2 separate regions of the Homo sapiens genome follow, and region 2 is linked to region 1. Evidence: chromatin contacts called from ENCODE Hi-C or POLR2A ChIA-PET data. All regions are on one chromosome and are shown on one strand. Each heading gives the region's core, a stretch centred on a gene start or an enhancer-like site at or near the end of the contact. The rest is flanking DNA. Distances are from core to core; before and after follow the strand shown.

Evidence for each region. Hi-C counts contacts between places; a loop is a spot of excess contacts on that map. ChIA-PET counts read pairs that join two places held with the same protein, here RNA polymerase II (POLR2A). Pooled maps may share reads with other maps.
Region 2: a loop to region 1 is called in a map of CD4-positive, alpha-beta T cell, with 4 times the contacts of the local background. The contact joins two enhancer-like sites. A Hi-C loop is called at or near these places in 5 of 168 maps with a recorded cell type or tissue (CD4-positive, alpha-beta T cell, CD4-positive, alpha-beta memory T cell, CD8-positive, alpha-beta T cell and 1 more) and 8 of 50 pooled maps. POLR2A ChIA-PET finds 5 or more read pairs at or near these places in 4 of 52 experiments (AG04449, activated CD4-positive, alpha-beta T cell, activated CD8-positive, alpha-beta memory T cell and 1 more).

What each region holds. Positions count from the first base shown.
Region 1 is chr2:237,431,620-237,434,288 of GRCh38, forward strand. No RefSeq gene overlaps it. Among named protein-coding and RNA genes, the nearest start is that of COL6A3, 19 kb to the left of the region's middle. RefSeq lists an enhancer at 1,290-1,796. Within about 2 kb of position 1,297, at least 9 of the 41 ENCODE cell types and tissues checked have a DNase peak (open chromatin) inside an H3K27ac peak, as active enhancers do; they include CD4-positive, alpha-beta T cell and CD8-positive, alpha-beta T cell, where a contact is called at or near this core.
Region 2 is chr2:237,673,572-237,676,240 of GRCh38, forward strand. The region is part of intron 1 of LRRFIP1 (LRR binding FLII interacting protein 1); the gene reads left to right. Among named protein-coding and RNA genes, the nearest start is that of LRRFIP1, 47 kb to the left of the region's middle. RefSeq lists enhancers at 1-134, 1,255-1,549, 1,503-2,049, 1,606-1,745. Within about 2 kb of position 1,365, at least 34 of the 41 ENCODE cell types and tissues checked have a DNase peak (open chromatin) inside an H3K27ac peak, as active enhancers do; they include CD4-positive, alpha-beta T cell and CD8-positive, alpha-beta T cell, where a contact is called at or near this core.

The DNA of each region.
Region 1 (2,669 bases), core at 47-2,546:
CAGAGAAACTGGAACTCCCACACACTGCTGGTGGGAATGTAAAATGGTGCAGCCACCTCAAAAAAAAAAAACTTTCTGGCAGTTCCTCCAAAGGATCAACATAGAGTTATCCTATGACCCAGCAATTCCACCCCTAGCTATACACTCAAAAGGATTGAAAACAAATGTTCACACAAAAGCAAAACAAAAAAAATGTTTATTTTAGTAGCATTATTCCTAATAGGCAAAAAGTAGAAACAACCCAAATGTCCATCAAGTGATGAATGATCAAAATGTATTACATCCATGCAATGGAATATTAATCATCTATTAAAAAGAATGAAGTATTGATACACGCTACAACGTGGATGAACCTCAGAAACATTACGCCAAGTGAAAGAAGGCAGTCACAAAATATCATGTGTTCTATGATTCCATTCCTATGCAATGTTTGAATAACCAAACCTGTAAAGACAGAAAGGTCAGTAGTTGCCTAGAGCTGGGGAGCAGGAGGCAAGCGGAATACAGTGAGATGAGATGAAGTGAAATAGGATGAAATGAAATCATGCATCTTGTGCATTGACCCAGCAATGGAGAAGTGGGGGGCAGGCTGCAGGCTGGGGGCTGTCACTGGTCTGAAGGAGAGGATGTGGATTGTTGGCTACTCCATCTGACCTCCAATTTCTCTGTGGTGAAATGACAATAATGCCCTCATCTTTCCGGCCTCCCAGGGTTATCATGGAGATTGGTTGAGAGGAGTAAGTAGAAGAGATTAAAGGCCACAGAATGTTTTAGCACATGTAACAAATAAAGAGCCTTGGAACTTCACAGCCATTCATACTGTTCTCTTTGCCTGGAACATCCTCTCCCTCTTCTCCACCCAGACACTTAACAATCACTTCTGCTGTGCAGCCGTCCTTGGCAACCCAGACAGAGTGATGCCCTCCTGCAACAGGGCTGCCAGCAGGAGTGTACCCGACCTCCGTGTCATCACTTGTGCACACTGTGATAAGACCATGCACCTCTCGCAGACAGGACATGAGCTTTCACCTCTCTGTGTCCAGCCCACTGCTGACCACAGCACTGCAGGAGGATGAGCCCCTGCAGGAAGGAATGCTGGCTCTCTGGGGTAGATAAAGAAGGTTCTGGGGAAGGGAAGGGAGGAACAGGAACATGGGCTCCCTGCCAGGCTGTCCCAGGTCCGGGATGCCATCGGCAAGTGGGCGGGGACAGGCCTGGGTAGATGACATGGTAGTGAGTAAGTGGGGAGGCAGGCCAGCAGAGGAGCCAGGCTCACCTCCCGCCCGCCCACCTCGGCCACAGACCGGGAGGGGTCGGAGCACTGCGTTGGGGTTGATGAGCAGACGACTGCCAGGCAGCCATTCACAGGAAATGGCACAGACGCACATTGTTCCAGCTACCCCCCATCCTCCCTCAGGGGCAAAGTGAATGAGATACTCACCAAGGAAGCCGTTAGCAAAGGCGGACACTGATTCATGGTTTATAAGCAATGGTGAAGTCCTTTTTCCACTGGCTGCAGCCACGAATGGCCGAGAAGCTGTAAACAGTAACCGTAACCATGCATGAGCATCCCTACCTCGCTGTCTCCTCAACTCACCTCTCCAGCCCCGAGCGGGGTCACTGAGCATTGGAGAACTGCCCCGTAGCTTCTCACCTGCACGTTGGCAGTCTGCGTCCCCAGGAAACACACATGATCACTTTCTCAGACACCCAAGACCTGCATCAAATCTGCCAACTAAACTCTGGGAGGGGTGGCGAGTGGGCTGCAAGCCTGTTTCTTAGAAAGACAGTGAAGGAGAAGATAACAAGGCCTCAAGTTTGCCCAATAGGCTTTCTGGACAGCAGCATGGCCGGGAACTTGGTGGCAATAAGGTTGATGGCATCATTGCTTTACTCATTCATTCATGCCACTAAGCTGTCCCTGAGAGCTACCATGTGCCAGACTGTGCCATGGGCTAAAGGTACAGAAGGTACAGAACACAGATGGCTGCGTGTGACTCTTAGTGCAGGGGAAGGACTTTGCACTCTCAGGACATCCTCTGCACCCTTTTGCCACCTTCAGACTCCCAAGGAAGGAAGCCCATCCAGGTGCCGCCAGAGAGAGGTGCCTGGTAATCATGTCTATTGATGGCAACCACAGTGGAGATCCCGGAGCACAGGAGAAAAAAGCCCAGGAACCTTCCCTTTCCAGAATTGTCTGGGCCAGGCTGAGCTGCCCGGATGGCTTACAGCTCTGCACTCTGTATCATGGCTAAGGATGAGGGCTGTGATGGGTGATGGCCACATCATTGGCTACTCCCCCTCCAGCCCCTAGGATTCATTGTCCACGGGAGAGCCCATCTCCCAGCTGCTGCAGGTGCTGCTAAGCGCTCGCACAGGTAGCCTTCCCTGGAGAATCATCCCTAAGCAACAGCGGCCCCTCCCCAGAGGTCCCAAGAACTATGTCTCCCTCCAGAGAAGGCCCAAAGCCAAAGACTGGCAAAGGGAAGGCTGCCAAGCACTACAGGGCAAATCTAATGAATGCCCCTGAGCAACATGAGAGCCGGCTCGGCTGCACTTCCCCTGCACACCCCTTGCCCCACTTCCTCCCCGACCTCTCCCGCTCCCCTCCCTCCTGTGCTAGCTTCTCCCACAGCATCCATATCCCTTGATCAGTCACTTGCACTGAG
Region 2 (2,669 bases), core at 115-2,614, 240 kb after region 1:
CAGAAAGTGCGGCTGCCCCCGGTCGGTCGTTCTGTCTGTAGCTGGCGTGGTATCTGGCACGGCGGAGGCCCTGGGTCCGTGTTTGTGGATGGAATGAATCAATGTGTGAATGAAGGAAGTCACATTGGCAGCAGTGGCGGGGAGGGTACCGTTTGGGGACAATTCAGATCATTCTGAGGAGACATGCTGAGGCCTGCTCTAAGACAGCAGCTGTGGGAGGGCACGGAGTGGCATTAAGAGAGGAAGCTGACTCGATGACGGGCGGAGAGGTGGGCGGAGGCTGTCTCAGGAGCGCCAGCAGCTGGCAGTGAGTGGTGGGCGTTTCCTGACACTAAGGCTCTGTGCAGAGCGCGTCTACAAACACTGTCTATTGTCTCGTTTCATCCTCACAACAACCACCCCTATGAAGTTGTCACTATTATTGTCTCTCCTTTACACATGAGTCTGGGCACAGGGACTTCAAGTGAAGCCTGCTAGGAGGCACTGCTGCTGCCCCCGCGGGAAGGAAATGCAGGGAAGGGACTCAGGGGGCAGCAGGAATTCTGCTTTGGATCTGTCACATTTGAGGTGCCTTTGGGGCTTCCAGGAAGAGGTGTCCAGACGGCAGGGGCTGAGGCTTGGAGGAGTCAGGATTGGAAATATGAACTGGGTGCCCATCAACATCTAGGTCGTGGTCAAAGTGGGTGGTGGGGTATTACAGGAAAGAGCTCTGCAGCCCCCCAGAATCCTAGCCTGCGCCCGCAGATGAGCAGGGGCAAGGACGCAAGGGCAGTTGTGCATTTTCCTTCTTTTCTGTGGCATTCAGAAATAGGCAAAATGTGATACACTGCAAAAGTGACTGTTTGCTATCTGCAGGAGTGGCCATCAGTGTTAGTTAAATGAGAGCTGTGCAGAATGGCATGTGTTTGTCCTCTTATTATTTTTGCTTTAAAAACCTGTTTTAAAACCCTGGTATCAATGGTCAATTATGTGACTTTCAAAAGCAAAAATTAAGGAAGACAAAAGAACTGCATTTGACACCTTGAAAGGCCCAGAGGGATTCTTAACCTTGGGTCCAAGAATTCCCCCAGGGGCCTTTGGATAGATTTCCAGAGATCCCCGAAACTGAATAGGAATAAAAGGGTAGCATTACCTTCCATTATGAATGCGGGCAAAAACCTTCGGTAGTATTAGAAGTGTGACCTCAGCACCAATAGAAACCACAGGTATTTCTCCGTCACTTTCGGGTTGTTGCTGAGAGCTGGGGAAATGGTTTCATGCATCACTGTCAGTATTTGGTGGAATAAGGACGTGCACGCACGTGCTGGCTGTTGAACTGTTGCCTCTCCACTGCAAACCCTCCCTTCCTTGCTGCAGGGCCAGAGCTGTGCCCTATCGGGCCCTGCCCCCAGAGAGAGCCTGGGCAGTGGGAGGAGGGAGCCCGGAGCACGCTGCTTCCTGCCTGCTTCCTGTTTCTGTGAGCGTCACCCCAGCAACGGGATTTCACCCTGGCTGCAGTTGTTGGTTCTGTTTCTAGTGTTTTTCACACGCCCAGACACCACCCTCACCAGTCCCTCCTGAGCCCCCGCTCTGAGGTCCGGGTCCCCACTCCAAGCCTTCTGGGACCATCACCCCGGTCTTTGTCTCCAGCCCTAGCTGTTCCTGAGATGACGCCTCTGTGGTATGAGGCCTCCTTTGCTTTTTCGGCCAAGCAACACCTGTTTAGGGGCTGCCTGTATTGCTTCTATTGAAATCACTGCTGTAATTTCTTTTTCTCCTGACTTGGCTCTGATTGATACACTATATCAGGATTTAAAAATATTTTTTGACAATGTGTTTCAGAATAATCAGTTTCCTTCGTAACCCTATGTTTCGTTACATGCGTTTAAAAATATTATTCCAAGAATGCTCCACAGGCTTCACCAGCCTGCCAGGGGGATCCACTATACCAAAAAACAGAGAGCTGAGAGCAGTTGCCAGCCTGATTAATTGCCGTTTCCTGGGCTGGGTTTAAATGCCTCTAGGAACACAAAACATAAAGGGTTTTCTTTCTGTTCTTCCTCCCTTTCTTTTCGAATGAAGTTATGGAAGGAAATGAACTTTGTTATTTTCCCCCTTTAAAAGTAGTACCTGCTCATGGAAGAAAAAAGAACACTGGAAAAGAAAAGTAAAGAAAAAAATATCTCTATCTTCCTTGTGACATAAAAACACCCATGGCTCCATTTTGATGTATTTCCTTAGGGCCTTAGGTGTTGTTTATTTTTGCAGAGATATAATTGTCATAATCTTTGTCATAAGCATTTCCAATTCTACTTCATACTTGTCTTAAACACTATTTTTATAGCTGGACAGGATGCTGTAAAGCAGTAGGTTGACCTGGCCCTTTTCTTATAATGTAAAACTTTGACCATAATTTTATTGTGATAAAATATTTCTAAGATTTACCATTTTAACCATTTTTAGGTGTAAAGTTCAGTGGTTTTAAGTGCGCTAGTGTGTAGCCATCACCATCATCCACTTCCAAAACTTTTTCATCTTCCCAAACTGAAATTCTGTACACATTAAACACTGACTCCCCAAATTCACAGAGCTGAAGGTGGAGTGGGCATTGCTTTCCCCAGCCCTTGGCAACTCCCATGCAACTTTCTGTCTCCATGAATTTGATTAACGTAAATTTTTACTACTGAGCT